Linked DNA regions of Homo sapiens: all the other regions are linked to region 2. Evidence: chromatin loops called from intact Hi-C (ENCODE). Cell type or tissue: PC-9. All regions are shown on one strand.

Region 1 (8,000 bases), 80 kb after region 2:
AAAATACAATCATGCCTTCTCAAGAGTCCCCTAAAGTCTTGACTCATTCCAGCATTAACTCAAAAGTCCAAAGTCTCATCTGAGACAAGGCAAATCCCTTTCACTTATGAGCCTGTAAAATCAAAAACAAGTTAGTTACCCCCAAGATTCAATGGGGGTATAGGCATTGGATAAACATCTCCATTCCAAAAGGGAGAAACTGGCTAAAAGAAAGGGGTTATAGCCCCCATGCAAGTTCAAAACCCAGCAGGGCAGTCATTAAATCCTGCAGTTCCAAAATAATCTCCTTTGACTTCATATCCTGCATCCAGGGCACACTGATGCAAGGGGCAGCTTCCAAGGCCTTGGGGAGCTCTGCCTCTGTGGATTCACAGGGTTCAGCCCCCACAGCTGCTTTCATGGGCTGGTGTTAGTGCCTATAACTCTTGCAGGTGCATGGTGCAAGCTGCCAAAAAATCTACCATTCTTGAGTCTGGAGGATGGTGGCCCCCTTCTCACAGCTGCACTAGTCAGTTCCCCAGTAGATACTCTGTGTGGGAGCTCCAACCCCACATTTTCTCCCCACACTGCCCTAGTCGAGGTTCTCTGTGAAGGCTCCACCCCTGCAGCAGGCTCGTGCCTGGATAACCAACCTTTTCCATGCATCTTCGGAAATCTAGGCAGAAACTGCCAAACCTCTTTCACTGTTGCACTATTCTGTGCACCTCAGGCTTAACACCATGGGGAAGCCACAAAGGTTTACAGCTTGCATTCTCCAAAGTAGCAGCTTGGGCTATACCTGGACACCTTTGAGCCCCAGCTAGAGCTGGAGCAGCCTGGATGCAGGAAGCAATGTCCTGAGGCTGCACAGGGCAGGAAGGCCCTGGACTTGGGCCCTGAAACCAATCTTCCCTTCTAGGTCTCGGGGCCTGTGATGGGAGGGGCTGCCGTGAAGGTCTCTGAAATGCCTTTGAGGTCTTTTCCCATTGTCTTGGATAGTAGCACTTGGCTTCCTTTTAGTTATGCAAATATCTCTAGCAAATTAAGCTCAAGCTTCCACAGACCCCTAGGGCATGACCACGATGCAACCGAATTCTTTACTAAGGCTTAACACATGTGATCTTTGTTCCAGTTCCCAATAAGTTTCTCATTTCCACCTGAGACTTTGGCAGCCTAGACTTCACTGTCCATATCACTATCAGCATTTTGGTCACAATCATTTAACCATTCTCTAAGAGGTTCCAAACTGTCTCTCATCTTCATGTCTTCTTCTGAGCTCTCCAAACTCTTCTAACCTCTGCTCCTTACCCAGTTCCAAAGCTGCTTCCACATTTTCAGGTATCCTCATATTAATACCTCCATACCCCACTCTTAGTACCAATTTTCTACATTAGGCCATTGTTGTATTGCTATAAAGAAATACCCAAGACTGAGTAATTTGTTTATTTATTTATTTTTTTATTTTTATTTTTATTTTTATTTTTGAGATGGAGTCTCACTCTGTCACCCAGGCTGGAGTGCAGTGGCGCGATCTCGGCTCACTGCAAGTTCTGCTTCCTGGGTTCATGCCATTCTTCTGCCTCAGCCTCCTGAGTAGCTGGTACTACAGGCACCTGTCACCACGCCCGGCTAATTTTATGTATTTTTAGTAGAGACAGGGTTTCACCATGTTAGCCAGGATGGTCTCGATCTCCTGACCTCGTGATCCGCCCACCTTGGCCTCCCAAAGTGCTGGGATTACAGGCGTGAGCCACCGCGCCCAGCTGAGTCTGAGTAATTTATAAAGAAAAAGATTTAATTGGCTCACAGTTCTGCGGGCTTTACACAAATCATGGAGCTGGCATCTTCTTGGCTTCTGGGGAGACCTAGGGAAGCTTACGATCATGGCAGAAGGTGAAGCAGGAGCAAGAGAGAGAGAGAGTGAAGCCGGTGCCAGATAAACAACCAGATCTCACAAGAACTCACTATCACAAAGACAGCACCAAGCCATGAGGGATCTGCCTCCAGGACCCCGACACCTCCCAGCAGGCCTGACCTCCAGCATTGAGGATTACAGTTCAACACGAGATGTGGGCAAGGACAAATATCTGAACTATGTCACCACAGAACTCAGGAAGTTCAGGTAAGTCTCCTGGTCATAAGTGGTAGCTGCAGGACCCTAATCCAAGTATTCTCTTTCCAAAACCTCAGCTTATCTGGGATGCTCACAATCTATAAGGACCCCATTATCAGCATAACCTACCATCCCCTGATTCTAGAATATTTCTATTCCAATCCCTCCCTCCACAATTCACAGCCTCCTTGGAGTCAAAGCTAATCAGGTCTGCTGACAGGCCACTGGAGTCTGGAAGAACCCTCTCTGCAGCTCACTTGCTGAGGACAGTGAAGAGACTACCTCGTTTCACTGTGCCCATATCCTGACCTGCACAAGGGCATTATGGCTGTTGTGAGGACAGGTGAGGTGGCACAGGCAAAAGAGGTTAGTGCACAGTAGAAGAGAATAAACGTGCATTTCCCTGCTCTGTTTTTCTCAAAGCTGTGCTTGTAGAAGGGCACTGCCACTTTGGAGCCACATTCAGAGCCCAGATTCCAGGTCATCCCAGAAGGTTGAATGGATGGCCCCAGCCCAGAGACTGGATGGCTTAGAGTCTGATGGCAGGAGCTGATCCCATAGTAGGTTTAGATCTCCCCAGACTGCCCATGTGTGACAGCTAGGTGGTTTCTGCAGAGTCCACCCCACTCCAAATTGCAGAGTGGCGTCTGTTTGGTCTAAGATAATCACGATCATCTTAACCCCCTTGCCAGAGTGACTCCTTTAGGGATCAAAAACAACTCAGCTGATCAGCAAGCACACAGCACTTCCCTGGCCACAGTGATTAACTCAGGTTGGTCTAACCAGAACAAGGCTCAAGACTTCTGTTAGATTAAGACCTCTCTCTCGCTCTGACCAGTAAGGGGTGCAGATACAAAGCCTGGAGCTACTGCAGCTACTTTGTTGCCATGAGGTAACCTAGCCCAATAACAGCACCAACAAGAAGCAGACACAGCAAGAGAACTGCTGAACTCTGAAGCCAGAGCCCTGGTTAAACTGCACCGGAAGCCTACCTGCCACCACCCTTCCCAACTGGGTGGGCCACTTTGGGGTGGGTTTTCTGCTTCCTGTCACAAAACAGCCCAAACTGACAGAGAAGCCAAGGATAGGTTGCTACCAGTTCCACTAGCAATTCAAGAGCTGAGCCTGATAATGTGGAATGAGATTCCTCTACTAAGCATCCCAAGGTTTGGTCTGGGAAACCTTTTCTCTTCTGTGTCTTCCATATGGTCTGAACCAGTCAATAATGGCTCCTGGGTGGTTTTCCACCTAGGAACCAGGACACCAGAGCCAGAAGGAGGCACAAACTTGTCTAATGTCACCCAGCTAGTGAATGCCAAATCCAGGGCTCGAACCCAGGCCTTCTGAACTCCAGGCTATATGCCATTCCTGAATAGAAACTCAACCAGCTGGCCTGCCCCGCCTGGCCAATTGAACTAGTTGCTAAATTGATACTTTGCAAAACATGCATGTTTCCAATTGCAGAGCGTTGCTGTGACTTTGAAGCAGCGTGTAGCCTTCCCCTGATGTGGTGAAGGACGGAGGTGGCTGGCCTGGTATGGAGAGGGATCTTAGGAAACTCTCCGCAGAAGCCCCAGGGCACCCACTCACTGGAAAGAGATCAGAAAGCAGCCTCTCTCCCGAGGCCGCAGGCAGCCAGCTCCCCACTTAAAAAGGACCTGGTATCAATTTCACTTTTTTTGTCCTTATTGGTGCCTCCCTAATGAGATGATGTTAGAGTTGGAAATAAAGAGATGAGTTGCTGGGTAAATAGATAAATAGATAAATAAAGCCTGGGCTTCTTCCAGGAATGCAGCCCTCTCCCTCCCGGCGGCTGGAGGAGGCGTGGGTGTCGCCTGACAGCGGCCCAACTTCTTGCCAAGGCGCTGGGGAGTGGGGGCCCTGAGGACACAGCTATCGGCCACCACTTCCTGCACACCTACCAGATGCTGGCCTCTGCTTTGCTTGCCGTCCCTCCTTTAGTCTTTGCAATGACTCATGAAATAGGCAGGCGTCACCCCTCAAGTTCAGACAAAACAGTGGAGACCGAGAAAGGAAAGTGACCGGAACCAAGTCATGGCTTGCAAGTGATGGGGCAGAGATTTCAGGTCAGGTCTGTCTGTGTCCAAAGACAAATATCGCTGCTGTCATGGAAGCCCCAAGGAGCTCACGGTCCCCTTGGGGGCAAATGGCTCCCTCGGGAAATGACAGCAAAACACCCAAGATGGAGAATTTTCATCACCCTGCGCGGTGTGATGAGGGGCTGGGGGGAACTGGGGCTGGAGTTGCCAGGGGGCCTGAAAGGAGAGGCTGCACAGGTAGAGAGGCACCCTGGAGGGCCACCGCGGGACCTGCTCCCTGGGCCTGCCCCCATGTCTGCCTGCCCCGTCCCCACACTTGCCCCCTCTGCCCTCATCCCTGCCCGCCCCGTCCCCATGCTTGCCTCCACGGGCCTCTCCTCGCACAGGAGGAGGGGCTGTTCCTGCCGCACACCTGCGGTGGCCATCCTCTCACTCAGCATGACAGCTGCTGGTCCGTGGTGCTCAGGGGTGGCTGCGCAGGCTATTAGAATGTGTCCCTACATCCACAGTGGTTATTATGCACTGCTTTCCGAGGAGCCGCCAGACTTCCCCATAATCTGGCAACTAAAGGGTTGGCACTTGGCACGGGAAGTGGGGACTCCAGAACCTGCTTCAGGGTCTGGTTGTGGTGCCCCACCTGGTAAACATTTCGGAACTTACCCTCGATTAGGATAGAACTCAGGGTCCCTGCTGGAGCCCACCACATCCTCAGAGCCAGCCTCCTAGAGCCTCTCCCCTGCCCCACTCCAGCCAGGGCCTCGTTGCTGTTTCTCAGGAACGCCAAGCAAAAGTGCACCCAGGATGCCTGCACCTGCAGATCCTGCTGCGGGAACTCGCTGTCCCCGACTCCCCTCAGCCTCTGTGCGGCATCACCTTGCTGGGGGGTCCCCACCGCCCTGTACCAAAGAGCAGCACCAGCAACCCCCAGCACTCCCTTCTCCTCCACCCCATTTTACCTCTTCCCAGATTCTCTGTCCTCAGACTCATATTACTATGGATTGAGTTACCCTTGTCGAATCCTCTTGCCAACTAGGAGAGCCCATGCAGGCCACGCCTTGTTCCCTGTCACACCCGTGCCTGGAACAGTGCCTGGCACAGGCAAGGCACACTGGGGTGCTGAGCTGAGTGATTGAATGAACAAATAAATAGATGTTTCCACTCGCCTTTCCTGAGCCCTACTGTGTGCATGACTCTGCACTCCAGGCTATGGGGCAGCCAGGCAGGGGTGCCGAGCTGTGCACACAGTAGGGCTGCTGATTTCCAGAACTCCTGGGAATGAGTGGGGTTAAAGCGGGAGGGGCACAGGGGAAGAGCTGAGGGGTCAGCATGAGCCCAGGAGAGTGGAGGGAGACAGTGTCCTAAGCACATGCCCTGTGGGAAGGAAGAGGCCCAGAGCACACGCCGGGACCAGAGCAGGGCCCCAGTTTTGGAGCGAGTCAGGCCTCTGTGTCCTGACCTCCAGCAAAGGAGAGGAGACTCCGAGTGTCCCAGGCCCCCCAGGAGGGTTGCTCAAGGGAGCCCTGGGCATCAGTCCTTAGAAATGGGCCCCTGCACATGTGTGTGCTGTCGGGAGCCCAGATTTTCTTGAAAGGAAGACTCAGCCACTGTGCCCCTTTCTTAATTTAAAACACTCCCTTGGCAGGGTGTGGGGGCTTACGCCTATTAACCCAGCACTTTGGAAGGCCAAGGTGGGTGGATCGCTGCACCTGGGAGTTTGAGACGAGCCTGGGCAACACGATGAAACCTCGCCTCCACAAAAAATACCAAAATGAGCCAGGTATGGTGGCGTACACCTGTAGTCGCAGCTGAGGCGAGAAGATGGTTTGAGCCCAGAAGTTCGAGGCTGCAGGGAGCCATGATCGTGCCACTGCACTCCAGTCTGGGCGAGAGAGTAAAACCCTGTCTCGACAAAAAAATAAAAATGAACATAAAATAAAATAAAAACACCCCCAGATAGTTCTGTTGTGGGTGATGTTTATTTCTTTTTGAAAGTTTTTAGTATTTTCCAAGTTGTCCAGAAAATTGTAACCAGAAAAAATAAGCCATAATTGCTGTTAAATGTTTTTGTTTTTGTTTTTTTTGAGAGGGAGTCTCGCTCTGTCGCCCAGGCTGGAGTGCAGTGGCGCAATCTCAGTTCACTGCAACCTCCACCTCTCAGGTTCAAATGATTCTTCTGCCTTAGCCTCCCGAATAGCTGGGACTACAGGCGTGTGCCACCATGCCAGGCTAATTTTTTGTATTTTTAGTACAGATGAGGTTTCACCATGTTAGCCAGGATGGTCTCGATCTCCTGACCTCGTTATCTGCCTGCCTCGGCCTCCCAAAGTGCTGAGATTACAGGCATGAGCCGTGCCGTCCTGTTAAATGTTTTTATTATTTTAAAAACACTACAGAAAGGAACAATCACTTGTGTTAATAAATTCATATAATGGAATTTTACAGAATCTTTAAAATATTTATGAATTGATTTTAATGCCATGAAAAATAGATAGTGGGAAAAAATCCAGATACTGAATTGTTGGCTCTGAGCAACATAAACTTGTATGTACATAGTAGGCTGGGTGTGGTGGCTCACGCCCGTAATCCCAGCACTTTGGGAGGCTGAGGCTTCAACACTAGCCTGACCAACATGGTGAAACTCCATCTCTACAAAAATACAAAAATTACCCAGGCATGATGGCAGGTACATGTAATCCCAGCTACTCAAGAGGCTGAGGCATGAGAATGGTTTGAACTCGTTAGGTGGAGTTTGGAGTGAGCAGAGATTGAGCCACTGCACTCCAGCCTGGGCAACAGAGAGAGACTCCACCTCAAAAAAAAAAAGCATGTTTACATATATTTATATGCATGGGCATGTGTGTGTACACATGCATATATAGACATACAGAGTGTGCATACACAGGCATGTGTACACACATGCACACACAAGCAGGCACACACACCCAAACCAACATCTGGAAGGGAAAATGCCAGCAAGTAGTGGTGATGTCTGGGTGGTGGCATTCTGGATTTATTTGCCTTTTTAATCATTTTCTGTACTTTCCACATTTCTCTCAACTATTTTAAATGTTATCATCAAGGCTGGGCAGCATAGCACGACCCTGTCTCTACAAAAAATTTAAAAATTAGCCATGCATGGTGGTGCACACCTGTGGTCCCTGCTGCTCAGGAGACTGAGGTGGGAGGGATCACTTGAGCCTGAAAGGTGGAGGTTGCAGTGAGCCATGATTGCACCACTGCACTCCAGCCTGAGTGACAGAGTGAGACCCTGTCTCAAACATAATTAATTCACTGAATGTTATTATTGGAAAGCATTTTTGTTTCAAATAAGGGTTGAAGCATAGACATCAGAGAGAAAAGCAACCACCTCTCTTGTTTATTTTTCCAACCAACATTACAGCCCTTGAACAGGACACGCAGGTGCCCAAGGAGACCCGTGCCACACTGTTTGACCTCATAATCCCATGCCTAAGAAGCCGTAAGAAAATAATTCCACAGAAAATAACAACTATACAATCTGCTAATGTGTGGATCGCAGAGCTATGTATAAAGGGGTGGGGTGGGGGAGGGGCGGGGAGTGAAACTGACCTAGTACCAGCCAAATACTGTTTGGAGAGATGACGGCTTTGGAGAAGTCAGGGGGCATTTGGGAGGTGGCTACAAACTCGGCTGTCACGAAGCACGGTGAGATCTCAAAACATGAAAAATATTTTGTGTTGGCTGGGTACGGTGGCTCACGCCTGTAATCCTAGCACTTTGGGAGGCCAAGGTGGGAGAATCACCTGAAGTCAAAAGTTCGAGACCATCCTGGCCAACATGGTGAAACCCTATCTCTACTAAAAATACAA
Region 2 (8,000 bases):
GAGCCGAGTTCGCGCCATTGCACTCTAGCCTGGGCAACAAGAGCGAAACTCCATCTCCAAAACAACAACAACAAAAACCAAACAAACAAAAAACAAAAAACAAATATGGCAGCATGATACTGGTCACCCAGGCTCTGTCACACCTGAGGGTTGCCCTGTCTACGAGGGCCAAATTGACCCATGCCTCATTTATACCCCAGCCTGTGGAAGGCGGAGAAGAAGGGAAAAGCTCATTGGTCAGAGGCAGGATGTGGCCACTGCAATGACTCCTTCACTCACAGATCTATCATGTTGCCCAGCACCATGGAGGATGGCTCACAGTCCATTCAGCCAGGGTATGGCATGGCCGGACCTAGCCACAAGAAGGCTGGGAAATGAAGCTTTCGCCAGGCACCCGCCGCCCAGCTCAATCTGCTCTCTGTAGAGCAGTTCTCAAAGTGTGGTTTCAGGAGGTCTGAGAGGTTGCAGTTAATTTCATGAAGACACTGAGGCATGAATTGTCTTTTTTCCTTTCATTCTCTCTTCATTCTCTCATGACTGTGCAGTGGAGTTTCCCAGAGGCCATAGGACCCATGATGACACTGTCACTCTGAGAGCTAACAGAATGTATGCTTGCAGAATCATGCATTTTACAAATTTCTATGTTTTCATTTCTAACTCAGTAAATATCAGTAGATAAAACCCATATCAACAAAATCTCTCTGGGGTCCTCGATAACTTTTAAGAGGCAAATGGGTCCCAAGACCAGAAATTTTACAAACTGCTGAACTAGAAGGTTAAAAACAGATACTGGGCATTAGGCTGGCAGAAATAGATGCTACAGGCCAGGCAAGGTGGCTCATGCCTGTAATCCCAGAACTCCAGGAGGCCGAGGTGGGTGGATCAACTGAGGTCAGGAGTTTGAGACCAGCCTGGCCAACATGTTGAAACCCCGTCTCTACTAAAAATACAAAAATTAGCTGGGTGTGGTGGCGCATGCCTGTAATCCCAGATACTCAGGAGGCTGAGGTAGAAGAATCGCTTGAACCCAGGAGGTGGAGGTTGCAGTGAATGGAGATCACACCACTGCACTCCAGCCTGGGCGACAGAGTGAGACTCCATCTCAAGGCAGGCGGATCACCTGAGGTTAGGAGTTTGAGACCAGCCTGACCAACATGGAGAAACCCCGTCTCTACTAAAAATACGAAATTAGCCAGATGTGATGGCGCAAGCCTGCAATCCCAGCTACTTGGGAGGCTGAGGCAGGAGAATCACTTGAGCCTGGGAGGCGGAGGTTGCGGTGAGCTGAGATCACACCACTGCACTCCAGCCTGGGTAACAAGAGCGAAACTCCATCTCAAAAAAAAAGAAAAAAAAAATAGATGCTACAACTGGAAATCTACATGAATTTGTCAGGCCGCCCCCTGCTGCATACTCATGGCCTCACGAATCTACCTGGGAGACCAGAGTCTGGCTCATAGAAATTTGGGAGCAGGTACATTTCTCACCAGTTCTGATCCTAACCACTGCAGCAATGAGTCAGTGCCTGCCCCAGTGTTTAGTGATCTGCCCGCATTTTTTTGCTGAAGCCTCCTCACACCAGTCCCTGTGGGCGTGCAGCACCTGGGTGTGCCTTTCCCCTATGGCATCAGGCAGAGATAGGGTCCAGTCCTGGTCTCGCCACTCCCAAATTGTGGGACCCTTTGCAGATTACTCTGAACCTCAGTTTTCTCATCTTTAAAATGGGGCTCATCAAGGGGTCACAGGAAGCTGTTTGCACAGTTCTAATTTGGAAGTTCCATAAAAGGTCACCCCAGCCATGCTCAGGGTAGGTGTGTTGGCAGAGAAGTCCCTGCCGGGGAAGAGTCAAGCTTCTGAAACACTCCGGAATCTCACTCTGCATCTCACCAGCCTTCCATGACTCCCCAGGGCTTGGGACACCTCCTCACTTTGGCATTCGAGGCCTTCCTCATCCTGGCCTCAACCCACCTTGCAAAAGCACTTTCTAGACAGCTTTGAATTCTGGCTTCTGCTGAGTCTAATTTTCCCGAGTAGGGGGTCTTCCCCTGAAGAGCAGGCCCATTCTGTCAGCCACACAATCACTTCATCTGGGGAGGTGAGGCCGGAAGCTGGCCCATTAACCACGCTCTCCCCAATGAGCATTTGTAAACACATGCCTTCTTTATAACATCAGCAAACAGAACATGTTTTCCTACTTAACAGGAAATGCAGCGGAATGGCTGGGTTCCCCGACAGGGGCCCCAGCCGCTTCATGCACGTGGCATATGAAGCTAGGACAAGGCCAGTGACCAAGAGGGGTGGCCAAAGCCCTCTGGTTTGCAGGCGAAGTTCCCAGCAGTTTGCACGTGTCCGCCCCCCCCAGCACTGGCCAGGAAGGGGCCCCACCTCCTCCCACGGCCCTGTCTTTGTCCCCAGCAGGGCTGCCTGCTTACACGGAAAGGCTGCCGTTCTTTCCCTGGAACTGGAATCAGCCCGGGCTATAGGCAAAGAAATTCATTTCTAACTATGCAAGCCCTTTCACTGTCACAAGACCTTGAATGTCAACCTTGGAAGCCCAAGGGCTATTGTCAGGAGCTCCAGCCAAGCCTCAGATTGACACAATTGCACCAGAACCCTGAACAGTCTGGGGGAAAGAAAAAATCCCCTGCTCCTCCTCCCTCGGGGGGAGGCGGCCCCCGCAAGGTAGGCGGTGGCTGCAGGCAGCTGAGGCTGCGCCATTCATGGCTGCAGGACCGAGGCCCCACGCGGAGCGGAGACCAGGCGGCCACAGCCGCTGATTGGGCGTCGCGGCCGGGGGTTCAGCCAATCGGCTGTTTGGGAAGCGGGGCCATTCATGAAAGCGCAGCGGAGAGGAAGCGCGGGGGCGGGGAGCCCGGGTTATCACCGCGCCCCGCCAGCCCCATCACGGCCGCCGTGCCTTCTGCCGGGCCATGCTGCGGCTCGAGCGGCGCTGGCTCCTCGCAGGGAAGACCCCGGCCAGAGGCTGCGGAAGAGGCCAGGCTTTCTGGAAGCGCCTCCCAGGCAGGGCCTGGCAGCCGAACGCCGCTTGCTTCGGTCAACTGTGGCCATGAAGTCATTTTTTTCCCCTGCTGATTGAAATCATCTGTTTTCAGTTCCCTGACAAATTCATTGAGTTCCCTCTGAGGCTGGGGCCCCTCGGCTGCTGAGTCTCAGTCTGTAGCTGCGGCCCAGACCCACACAATTTCATCTTCTTGGATTTACATGGTCTCCGGTTTCCAGAGCCCCAGTGAAAGACGCATTTGTGTGGGAGATGTGGGGTTGGGTTTAGCAGCCCTGGTCCTGGGGAGAATGCTTCTAAGATGGCTATCTGCTGGGCTCTGGGCCCCAAACCCTGGCCCTCGGGTCTGTAAGGTTCCTGGGGCCCCAGATGACGGCATGGCCAAGAACGGCGCAGAATCCTCCACATCAGCTCTCTGAAAAGGGAAATGGCCCAGTGGAATGCTGGCCTCTCCCTGCAGGATGAGCACTCATTTCCTCTTGGGATCTAGCAAGTAGCTTAAAAATACACTCATGCAAAGGGCCCACATAGAGCTATACCTGTGGGGAGGGGAGGGGTCTGCTTTTGCATGTACCTCAGGGAGGTGTGGGGTGGCAGCCTGCTGACAAGGGCCCCGACCCCACCGCCTTGCCTGTGTCCTCCTCTATAAAATGGGCGTAGGAGCACCTAGCCCTTGGTCATGCACGCGCCCAGGAAAATCACAAACGCAGGGGCCCAGCATAGTGCCTGATACGCGGCGAGAGTTTAGTCACCGACGTCGGTTGTTGGTGGTGACGTGAGCAGTGACATAGAGGACAAAAGCGATGCTCAATTCCATTTCCGGGCGCGACACAGCTCCGGCAGGGGGCGCTGGGCTCTGGAGCCCTGGGGACCCCTGCTTCTCACACCACCGTCACCCCCAGCCACATACCTGAGCCACTGGGAGCATGAGCACCAGGGAACTTTTTCTCAATGGAAAGATTTCTTCACAGCAAGTGTTTCGCAAGCCTCTCTGAGGCTGTCAGTAATGAGTCCTTACTTCTTGACTTCCAAGTGTGTTACATAAGCCTAAGAGGTTGGTCAAAACACAACACACACACACACACACACACACACACACAAATGTGGCTGGAGAGAGTGGACGGGCAGGCTCTGCAGCTGTTCAAACTTTCTCGGCCACCTTCCCAGGCCATGAGGACTCCCCACTCATGGGCCTGTCGGAACCGTGCTGGGGAATGTGAGGTATGAGATCCGGGAGAGGAGAGCCCAGTAAGCCAGGGCTGCGGGGGAGACGGAGGGCGGGGCCCGGACACGGGCTTTTCCCAGCGGCCAGCACCCCTCCCGCAGGACCTCGGGTTCCACCCCAGCAGCCTCTGTTTGGTGGGGGGCAGAGAAGGGTGCCCCTGCCTGTGGGCCCCTCACGTTGGCTCTGCAGCACCCACGCAGGAAGAGGGTGCACACAGAGGGACGCGGACACCAAGGCCTGGGGTTGGACAAAATTGTTGCCCGCCACAGCTGGTCCCTCCACAGGCCACATAAGCCAGGGAGTTGGGGGCTGCCCGGCACAAATAGAGGAAGCAGACAGAGGAGCTGGGCGGCCTGGGGCAGCCGGATCCTACCACTCCTCATTTCTGCTCTGGGCTGGACCGGCTTCCCTTTTCTTCTGTTGTTTTAAACGGTTGGTGTTGGGATAGAAAGGCCCATGGGTCTCCTTCTGCCTCTGCGTCCTGGCTTCCACAATGCAGACAAAACTTAAAAATTCTCAGGGGCTTCTCATTTTAGCGTGGGTGGCAGAGGCCTGGAGAAGCCCGAGGTCACTTCAGACCGGCCACCTCCTTGGACCTTCCCTTCCTGACATAAAATGATGACTGTAATGGAGGCTCTGCACTCAGCCCGTGGAGACAGGCCAGAAGCGCTTTGCTACAGTACTAATATAGCGCACGTTTTGCTCATGAGACGGCACTCAGAAGTTCTCGGCATGATTAGAAAGTGTATCGGTCAGAATGCGCTAGGCCATGCTATGGCAACAAACAGGCCCCCAGATCTCAATGGCTGCCAGCAGGATCAGCAAATGGTTTCTGTAAAGAGTGACGTGTACTTTTGTTGTTGCTATTGTTTTTGGAGACACAGTCTCACTCTGTTGCCCAGGCTGGAGTGCAGTGGCGCGATCTCGGTTCACTGCAACATCCACCTCCCAGGTTCAAGCAATTCTCCTGCCTCAGCCTCCCGAGTAGCTGGGATTACAGGTGCCCACCGCCATATCCAGCTAATTTTTGTATTTTTAGTAGAGACAGGGTTTTGCCACGTTGGCCAGGCTGGTCTCCAACTCCTGACCTCAAGTGATCCACCCGCCTCAGCCTCCCAAAGTGCTGACATTACAGTTGTGAGCCACCGTGCCCGGCTACTTTTAATATATATTTTAGGCTTTGCAGGCCATTCAGTCTCTGTCGCAACTCCTCAACTCTGCTATTGTAACACAAAAGCGTGGCAGACAGCACACCAATGAGTGGGCTGCATTCCTATAAAATGATATTGAGAAATTGCCCACAGGCTGGCGTCTGCTGACCGCCAGCTTCAGATAACCAACGTTTGTCTTCTTCTTGTGCCACACATGCAAGGAGTGAGGGCCCGCTCCAGACGTGCTCCAGGGACCCAGGCTGATGGAGGATCGAGTCCCACCCAGACCTCCATCATCATGGAGGCCAGATGCACGAGCTGGTTCTTAAAACTTCTGCTCACAAGTGACTGAGACCTCTTCCACTCACATTTCACTGGTCAATCAAGTCATGCCACCACACCTGATTTCAACGGGGATGAGAAGAACAATTCTATTTGCTCAGAAAGCAGAGATCTGGAAATTTTCGTAAACAGTCTTTAGTCTTCAACCATCCAAGCTAGAAGACCTGGTTTCTGGGCCCCTCCTTTGCCACCAACTAACTTCGTGTCCCCCCGGCAGGCCTCCTCCCTTCTCTGGCCTGTAGATCCCCACCTGCAAAAAGGTGTGGAGCATGTTCCTCAGGTTTTTCTGGGCCTGAGAACAGCACCACTATCATGGCCTCTGCTTTTCCTAATGGGGGACAATGAATTTATTTCCACTGCTCTTCCACGGAGCAAGGACAGGATGACATTCAGGCCAGAGCATGACTCAGCCTTTGGGGAGTCTCCCAAATATCCCAAGTTTTGAACCTCCACATTCTTTTTTTTTTTTCTGAGATGGAGTCTCTCTCTGTCACCCAGGCTAGAGTGCAGTGGCGTGATCTTGGCTTACTGCACCTCCACCTCACAGATTCAACAATTCTCCTGTCTCAGCCTCCCTAGTAGCTGGGATTACAGGTGTGCACCACCACGCTCAGCTAATTTTTGTATTTTTAGTAAAGACAGGGTTTCACCATGTTAGCCAGGCTGGTCTCGAACTCCTGACCTTAGGTGATCCAACCACCTCGGCCTCCCAAAGTGTTGGGATTACAGGCGTGAGCCACGCCGCCTGGCCTGAAGCTCCACATTCAACTGTTACTCTGGGAATGGTGTGTGGGCACAGCTGCTGCTCCTGCCAGCCAGGCATGAGTTTCCAAAGCTGGACCCAGGCTTGGTTCTGGTTGGGGCTGGGTGGAACTCCCGGGAGGGGAGGAGAGAAGGGAAGTTGGTTAATGATGAGGGATAAAGTGGGCAGGAGAAAATGGGCTGATGGTACAGCTCATCCAGCTACTTGTCCAGGCCCCGTCAGACCATCAGAAGGGGGTCGACGAGGGAGTTCCAGTGGCCTTGGAGTCCTGTCCTCCTTGCTGTTCTTGGAATTGCTTGGATATTTCACAGCCTCAGGGCCTTTGCAGGGTCTGTGGCTTCCCTGAGGTGTCCATGTGCCCCTCTGCCTCACCTCCTTCAAATCTCAATCAACTTTCAAGGCCTTCCCCAACCACTCTCTCTAAAACAGCAATCCCTTCCCTCAGCTCTGGGGCCTCCCTGTGTCCCCACTGCCTGGGATTGTCTCCACAGCTGTGATCTCCTTCTAAATGACTTTGGAGTTTTATTCATTTTGACTATGAGGTTTCCACTCTCCAGAAGCTGAGCTGCGTCAGGACAGGAGCTTTCGCCTATTTTGTTCTCTGCATCACCCCTGCACCTGGATGAGAGCCTGGTGGGTAGTAGGACCTCTGTGCATGGTTGCCAATTGAATGAATTTATATCGCTGAGGCCAGGGAGCCACAAGCTACCTCTGAGTCAGCTGTTAAGGAGGAAATATAAACAAACTCCAGGCCCAGCCATGCCAGCCATGCCAGCCGTGCCTGACAAGCACTGTGGCTGCACGGAGCCTGCTCAGGTGTGCAAAGGCTCACATGACAGTGCAAAGCCTCCTTGCAGCTCACCTGGCCATCTGGGGCACAGCAACACTCAGGCAACAGAAGGCACCTCAGCTGATGGCTGAATGCGGTGGCTCATGCCTGTAATCCCAGCACTTTCGGAGGCAGGAGGATCACTTGAGACCAGGAGTTTAAGACCAGCCTGGGCAACATAATGAGACCCCCACCATCTCTATTATTTTTAAAAACAGAAGGCACCCCAGCTTAGGTCTAGAGAGGCTCCCCCTCCTTAGCCTCCCACAGAGCATCATCTGCAGTTTTGCAAAACCGTCCTGTGTTCTCTGTGCCCTGCGGAAATGGCCAAACAGCTCCTCAGTGCCCCAAGAGATAGAATCATGAAAAAAGCAGCTCGTAGTTCAAAATGGAAGAACATGATAAAAGCAAGGCCCCTCCATGGGTGTGAAGAGATTTCTCTTTTACAGAGGAAATTTGGGTGGGGGAGGCAGGACTTCTGCTGGATCCACAGAGGATCTTCCATTAGCAAAAGGACAATCATTGTGAGTGAAAAGTGAAAATTCTAAACTTAGAACCAGAAGGTGGGGAAGTGAAGAAAGTTCTTCCTTATCTTCCCCCAACCCTTGTGGTTTTCACCCCCATCTCAGCCCATGTCTTTTGCCCCTGACTTCCCAGGTGTGGGAGTAGAC
Region 3 (8,000 bases), 150 kb after region 2:
CTTATTCTAGGAAGGCCCTCTGGTACACACACGCTCACACACGCTCGCATCCACACACACGCTTTCTCACACACACACTCTCGCATGCTCACACACATGCACACATATGCTCACACACATGCTCACATGCACACACATACTCACACACATACTCACACACACTGACATACACACACATGCCCTCACACACGCTCACAATACACACATACACACATGCTGTCATGCACACACATGCTTATGCGCACACATGCTTATACCCACACGCTCTCACACACATGCTGACACACACATGCACACTTATGCTTTCACACACACATGCTCACATAACACATCCTCACACACGCTCACACACACTCACATACACACACGCACTCATGTACACAGGCCCACACACACAAACATGCTCACACACACGCTCACATACACACACTCACACACATGGTCATGCACAGGCTCACACACACATACACACAGGCTCACACACTCACATACACACGTGCTCACACAGGCTCACACACGCGCTCACACATGCTCACACACACACATGCTCACACACACACAGAGTTGCTTCCTTCTGTTAGATGATGGGCTCTGGCAGCAGCAAATGCCACCTTGGTGTCTCACCTTGGCCATCCCATTACCATCTTCCTGTCCCTAGAGTCCCCAGGTGGACACCGCCCACCTGCGCTCAGAAGCCCAGCATCCCCTTCTACCTCACTGGGAGCACCTGCAGGACCACGAGGGTCCCTCTAGTCCTTGGACTCAGCATCCAGCACCATGCGAGCGCCTTGGCTTTCAGGACTTGTCAGGTGAAGGAGTGACAGGCACATCCCAGCCACCATCACCACAGACCCGTGGCTGGGCACACGGTGGCCCCTTCCCAACTGCTTTCTTTCCCCAGAACTCCCAGGACCTCATGCCTCGTCCTCACACTCTCCTTGCCAGACACAGGGACATGGCTACACGCAGACATTTTGGCCACTCCTGGACCTCTAGGGACTGTGTTGACTCAAGTCTTAATGGGGCTTATTAGAGATCTTTTTCTTCTTCTTCAACAGCAACAAAACGGACCCTACTGTGTGCCTGTCCTGGAAACAACAGACACTTTGTTGGGCAGGCTGGGCAGTGGAGACACAGAGCCGACCCCACCCAGTGACCCCTCCAGCCAGGAGCCACCATGCGAGAGTCACCCTCCCAGCATTCTGTCCCCTGAGAGGCGAAGTGTGGGTGCTGGCTTTGTCAGGTGGCTGAGCTCTTGGCTACCTTCCTAGGGGGTCCCTGCAGGAAGAAGCTGAGGGGCTCTGAGAACCTGTCCAGGCTGTGCCCAGTTGGCCCTGCCAGTGATGATGTGAAGAGGGTGGTGACATCGGGCCTGCCCCTGGTCACCCCTGATTTCTGCTGCTGCCTCAGAGGGGGGTGTAGGCTGCTCAGCCCAACCACAGGCTCCAGCAAAGCCACCTCCAGTTCGAATTTCCCTCACCTGCAAACCAAAGGCGCATGGAGTACCTGCCATGGGAGGGGGCAAGCAAGCATCCTTCCCGTAGCCCTGGCAGTGCGACGGGGTGGGAACCCCAGGAGCACCGGGGTTTCTCTCTATGGACAGGCTAGCATCCCATCCTCTGTCCCCAGGGGACGCCTCTCTCCAAAGGGCAGCTCCAACCTGCAGGTTTACCAGCCCCCACAAGTAGGAGGGGAATGACTGGCCCACAGGATGCAGTCCCCTGCTCAGGATGTCATAACAAGGCCCACAGACCGAGTGGCCTAACAATCGAAATGTATCCACTCACAGTTCCGGAGGCCCCAGGTCCATACTGAAGGTGCCAGGAGGGTTGGTTCTGTCTGAGGGAAACCCGTGCCACGCCTCTCCTTCGCTGCTGGGGGCCCCACGCACTCCTTGGCTTGTCAATGGCCTCCTCTCCCTGCGTCTCCCCTTGGTTGCCCCTCTGTGTGATTTCCCCTTTTCATGAGGGCCACAGTCATGTTGGATTAGTGCCCGTCCTAATGACCTCATCTTAATCATCTGCAGAGACCCTATTTCCAAACAAGGTCACATTCCCGTTCATGGGTACCAGGGCTCAGGACTCCAGCATCACTTAAGGGGGCCAATCCCACAGGATAGGGGAGGCCAGTGCTTCGTGTCCCTTCCCACCAGGCCAGGAGGTGCATTGGCCCGTGGGACTCCAGGCACAGAGTGTAGAACATTCAGGAGAAAGTCCTCTCTCTAGTCCAGCAAAATCTCCAGGCCTCTGTGCACTGGGAGCTGAGGAAATGGCGTAGAATTTGTCTCATCTTATGGTGATTCCAAGTAGACACAGTGTTGGTGCCAGACACAAGACACTGGCAATACCAGGCCAGCCTTTTAAAATTTTATTATTATCATTATAATCATTGTCACTGTTACAATTGATGCAGCCTGAGATTTACTTAGAAAAAAGGAATGGCCATGAGCTTTTGTGAGAACTGGGGACTGACGTCAGGACAGGTGTCCCCATGGTGTGAGCACCTGGGGTAGGAAGGACTTGCTTATGTGCTCACAGCCCCTGAGTCCTTGTGCTGTCAAGAGGAAGCAGAGTTCCCCGGAAATATGGCCAGAGGGATGTAACCACTTCCTTATGCATGGCACATGGGTTCCGGGTCCCCATAGTTGGTGCTGACAGCCACCCGGTGGGCAGGAGTAGCATGGCTCTGCCTACTCTTGCGTCAGGCTCAGGGTCCACTCAGCAGCCCCAGCCTCTAGCCTGGAAGGGTCTGGACAGGTGGTTGGTCATCCCTGGAGGGCCACTGATCAAGTGTGGCCCTGGTCAAATTAGGGTGTAGCTCTAGTCTGATAGGACTGTGGCCCTATAGGAAGAGCAAGAGACACCAGACAGCCTACTCCCTCTCTTCCTCCACCATGCAAAGACACAGCAAGAAGGCGGCAGTCTGGCAGCCAGGAAGGGAGCCCTCACCAGGAGCTAAACCCAACAGGAACCTTGGTCTTGGACGTCTGGCTTCCAGAATTGTGAGAAAATTCTGTTGTTTAAGCCACCCAGTCTGTGGTATTTTGTTATAACACCCTAAGCAGATGGAGGCAGCTCTCCTTGCTTTGCTAATAATAATCATTTACCTAGGTACATGAATTCAGGTGTTCAGAAAGCTTTCCTGGCCAGGTATGGTGGTTCACACCTGTAATCTCAGCACTTGGGGAGGCAGCAGTGGGAGGATTGCTTGAGCCCAAGAGTTCAAGACCAGCCAGGGCAACATGGTGAAACCCCATCTCTACTGAAAATAGAAAAATTAGCCAGGCATGGTGGCACTCCTGCAGTCCCAGCTACTTGAGAGGCTGAGAGGTAGGAGGATCGCTTGAGCCCAAGAGTTCGAGGCTGTAGTGAGCCATGACAGCAACACTCCACTCCAGCACAGTGACTCACTCCTTTAATCCCAGCACTTTGGGAGGCCAAGGTGGGAGAATTGCTGGAGCCCAGGAGTTCAAGACCAGAAAGCTTTCCTACCCTTACCTCTCAATCTTAACACTCCATGGTGCAAATGCTTTGGGGGTGGTGGGGCCAGGCCAGAGCCCAGGGCTCAGCCCCCTGGCTCAGTACTACGTCCCATACTCCAAAGTTAGATTTCAGAGCTGTTTGTGATCAGTCTACTTGGGCACTTGAGAATGAAACCCATTTCTCAGATTGAAAACAGAGGCCAGAGGAGTTAAACAAAGGCCTAGAAGTCCGAGGAGCCTGGCTGTACATATTCATTTATAGCATAAACAAACTGACCAATTGTAATAAAATGGGTTAAAGAGGCTGGAGAGGCAAAGAGAGTTTCTGAGTTCCTGCCCACCAGGCACACCCTGCAGGTTTCTCCAGAGATGTTCCTGTTCTCTTCGCAGCCAGGGATCTCCCCCTTGGAGTTCCCAGCCGTGCACCTAATCCTGCCTCATGAAACTGGATCCCACCAGACAGCTAAGCCTTCGGATGCCTGTAATTCCTTGGCTAATGCTAGGCTTAATTAAGACATCGACTTTAATAGCATTCTCACCGATTAAGAAATGGCAGGTCTGAAAGATGATATTTCCTGGTGTGCAAAGATATCATGATGAAATCTCCAAGTCATCGTTTCAACACAGGAAGTTATCGGCTACCTGGGGCAGTGCCCGTCCTGCTGCACAATTGGCCCGCTGTTAGCAGCGTTATTTAAGAGGCTGAGGCATCCATGTTTCCCAGGAGCCGGTCAGTGGGGAAAAAAAGGATCAATTGAGTATTTTAGCTCTGCATATAGGTCTTCTCGATGTTTGGTTTGCTTTGATGCGGAGTAAAAGTAAGCGTTATACGTTTGAACTTGTTGCTTTATCTTTTCCAGACTTCTGTCATGTCTCAAAGTCAGCTAAAAAAAAAAAAAAAAGTCAGCTTGAGTTAAATTAGCATTTCTGCCTCTCTTCCTTTGCCTGTCAGTTTTAAAAATAAGTATCGTAGTTTTATAAAAATCGAGTACCAGAATCTTTACAGTTCCACATGGCATAGCTGCCACCCAAGTCGAACGTGAAGCTGAGCTCCCGTTAGATCTGCAGACACTCCCCATCAATGTCCATCTGGTGCATCAGGGTTGCGGGGTACACTGGAGAGGAAACACAATTTCTATAAGGAATGGAGTACAGTTTATAAAACAAGCTATTTGTTTCCACCATGAGGTGGTCTATCTCTAGCAGGGTGTTGCCCTTTTTATAACATGGGTCTCTGTTTTTGAAAGAAATTGTCTGTTATGTGCAAATTATTATTTTTGGAAGGAGGAAACCAAAATGTCAGTGCATTCCTAAGCCACCCTAGGGGTAGGGGTGAGGAGACTTTCCTGGGATCCTCCTCCATCGTCCAAGCAGAATCAAAGCTGGGGCAAGATTTCACTTGAGTCAGCACCACCCTCCACCCCCATGTCTCCATCCCTGGAGCTTAGATGGATTCAGTAGAGTGATGAGTTAATACTAGTTTCCTTCCTTAGCCAACTGGCCACTTAGGGTCCAGAGAAGAGACCTTCCGTGGGCACTGACCAAGGCCAGCACCCACAGCAGGAAGAACTGCTGGCAACGGGCAGCTCCAGACCCCATATCTGCGCCTCTTGGGAGGGACAGTGGCCTGCGGAGCGGCACCCACATGGGAGCGTGTGCGTCCCAACAGAACTCTCCCTGTGTAAACCCCTTCTCGCCTGGGACCCAGTGCCACATTCAGACCTCGGAAATTCATGTGTACTCAGGAAATTCAAACACATTATCATTTTCCAACATGCGGTGATGACGGTAATGACACTGGGAGGCCTTCACTCAAAGCAACCGTGGATGGAGCTGACAGGGCAAGTGTTAATAGGACCACCACTGATGAACAGGGAAGGAAGCAAAGCCAACCATATTTCCACTCCTCCTTGGCTCTCGATAACCCCTGGGCTCCATACCCCCACCAGGCCCCAGGACTGTGGCCAGTCCTCGCCTGCCTTTGTTCTTTGGCAGGCCCGCTGGCCTCTCCACCAGGCAGCCACATCCTCTGCAGAGATGCACATATTCGTTTATTTATTCAATTCATTTTGACTTATTCATCAGATTTAAATGGACTCTTTTTCATAAAAGCCCAAAGAGTAGAAGGGAGGTGGCTCTCCAGATGCAGGCGCTGGGCCCCATGAGTTTCCTGTTAAACCCTTGATGAGGTCCCTACATGTGCAAGACCACGGTGGCAGAGAGGAGGCCGAGAGCAGAGGCCATGGGAGACAACAGCTGCTTCACGCCCAGCTTTGAGGGCCAGCCTGGCCAGGAGAAACCTGAAGGTGGGAACCTGCAGCTTCCTGGGCCCAGCTGAGCCTGGGGTGAATCCACATGTTTACAAGAGGGTGCAGTATGCAGGACCGGCCGCACAGCTCAGATGGAAACTCCCCTCCTACAGTCAAAGTCCAGATTCCTGGCTTGGCCTTCAAGTCTCTCCAGACCGACTACTTTTCCAGCATCCACTTCAGAGCCCTGTGGTCAACACAGCAGAGCAGCCGCTTTCTCATCCCCAAGCTCACCATCCAGGTCCCCTGTGTTGGCCTGGCTTCTGGGAGCATCCCCTAGTCTCTGATGAAAGCTGCTGAGGACTGACAGCCATGTCCTGAGCCAAGAATTGACATTGACTGCATGAAAGCCACCTGGCCTGGAACATCCCACCAGAACCACCCTGCCTGGTAGGGCCATAGTCAGTGACTGACTGACTGACCCTGGGGGTCTAAGGGCCCCCATGCCTCACTGTGGGACTGACTCTGTGATGCAGGTCACACTCCAGAGCCCCCTGTGGGGCTGAAACCACCACTGTGCTGAGCCTCCCCTGCCCCATCTAGCCTCTCTCACTTTCTTTCTCTTGAAAGCCCTCTGTCAATCAATCCCATGGACCCAAACCCTTGTCTCAGGCTCTGCATCTGAGAAGCCTGGCCAGAGACCCTGCCCTTTCATATCCTTCTGGCTTTGCTGACTCTGTCCCCTCCATGGAAAGGCCTCTTTCTCCCTTAGCACGGGTTGAATTATGTCCCTCAAATATTTATGTGTTGATGTCCTAACCCCCCATATCTCAGGATGTGACACTGTTTTTGGGAACAGGGACTTCGAAGAGGTAATTTAAGTCCAGTGAGATCACATGGGTGGGCCTTAATCCCATCTGATCGATGTCCCTGTAAGAGGAGAGGAGGACACAGACACGCACAGAAAGACCACCCTGGAGGACACAGGGAGAAAGCAGTCAACTATAAACCATAGAGAGAAGACTCAGGAGCAACCAGCCCTGTGACACCTTAATCTGGGACTTCCAGCCCCAGGATGGTGAGAGGATCAATTTCTGTTGTTTAAGCCTCCCCATCTGCAATAGCTCATCATGGCAGCCCCAGCAGATCAAGACACTACTACATTCACTGACACTGCATTTGCCCTTCAGGATCCAGCTGTCATCCACCTGCAGTGCCTCCCCACTTCTCCAAGATAGAATCATTTCTGCAGCACATTCTCGTGCCCCTCTTAATATACATACCACATCCCCACTTGCATTATGCTAGTTATGTACATTCCTACCTTCAGCAGAGACTCTGTCTTTTAATGTATTCCTCCTTGCATTCCACGTAAGACCTACTAAATTGTCAATCAATGTTCATCGAGTTAAAAATGGACTTGGATTGAATTTCTTGACTCCCTGGGGCAGGCCACCTTCCTCCTCCCCAGCAGGCCGAGCTCAGTGGCAACTGAGATGGTATCGCACACGGGCACAGCGCAGGATCACGCTCCGGTCTCCGACACTGGCCCCATTTAAATGACTCTGGGGACAGAGAATAGGAACTTAAATTTCTTTCCATGCAGCTGAAGGCTTCCTCCTAGGAAGTCGCTGACTGAACACACCTCACCGAAAAGATCACAGATGAAACTGAAACCCTAGACCCATCTCAGGTCCCCTAGGGGCTCCTGATCTGTGGACCTGGCTTCCCCTAAGACCCCCTTTGGGAGCGAGGCTGCTGGGAGTCTGTGCACCAAGAGGTCAATTGTCCGATATCACTGAGCCAAAGCTATCTGTTTAACCGACAACATATCTGAGTGTCAGAATCAGCGACCATCATCCAAGATGCTGGAGTTTTTTCTTCCGCGTTGAAATGGATCCTTTGAGAGTCAGTCAAGGGGAAAGAATGTGGAAGGATGAAGCTCAGTAGAGCACCTCGGAGAAGGAGGCCCTCGGTTATAAGGGGGACATGAAAAACGGGGAATTTCCTCTCCCATCACAGGCTTCCCTCAGTTACCTCTACACCTTTCTGTAGAAAAACCACTCATTTGTTTTTCTGAAGACAGGAGGGCAGGGGGTGTGGGGATCATCCACAGCAAGGCATGTTTCCTGAGAATGTTTTTGATTGTCAGGAGGAGACTTTTCAAAGTAAACGCATGAGAGTCTCCCTACCCCCACCCTCCATACGAATACTGGGGGCTGCTTTGCATAAGCAGCTTGTCGGCAGGAAGAAGGCAAGTCGATGCATCC

The links. Peaks named below come from ENCODE experiments on the same cell type or tissue, not always from the same donor. Only the 100,000 strongest peaks of a DNase experiment are listed, where the experiment ranks them.
Region 1: it touches region 2 in a loop (7-fold over the local background); 2 of 110 quality-filtered maps call a loop at or near these places.
Region 3: it touches region 2 in a loop (7-fold over the local background); 3 of 110 quality-filtered maps call a loop at or near these places.

The regions. Positions count from the first base shown.
Region 1 is chr11:69,520,702-69,528,701 of GRCh38, forward strand. No RefSeq gene overlaps it. Among named protein-coding and RNA genes, the nearest start is that of LINC01488, 43 kb to the left of the region's middle. RefSeq lists enhancers at 7-764, 765-1,521 and a silencer at 2,766-2,966. In PC-9, no CTCF peak of the experiment used is centred here; no DNase peak of the experiment used is centred here.
Region 2 is chr11:69,440,723-69,448,722 of GRCh38, forward strand. It overlaps LINC02952 (long intergenic non-protein coding RNA 2952), which reads right to left and starts at 4,244. Exons shown (of 2, transcript NR_186235.1): 1 at 3,930-4,244. It overlaps LOC124902703 (a long non-coding RNA gene), which reads left to right and starts at 4,101. Exons shown (of 2, transcript XR_007062759.1): 1 at 4,101-4,240; 2 at 5,617-8,000. RefSeq lists an enhancer at 400-589 and a silencer at 2,848-2,937. In PC-9, CTCF peaks have their summits at 1,391 (motif pointing left), 3,846 (motif pointing right) and 4,047; DNase peaks (open chromatin) are centred at 1,529, 2,219, 2,739, 3,989 and 1 weaker place; H3K4me3 peaks cover 3,203 bases; H3K27ac peaks cover 4,421 bases.
Region 3 is chr11:69,595,689-69,603,688 of GRCh38, forward strand. No RefSeq gene overlaps it. Among named protein-coding and RNA genes, the nearest start is that of CCND1, 41 kb to the right of the region's middle. RefSeq lists enhancers at 5,194-5,694, 5,695-6,195. In PC-9, no CTCF peak of the experiment used is centred here; DNase peaks (open chromatin) are centred at 2,633 and 4,023; H3K27ac peaks cover 1,132 bases.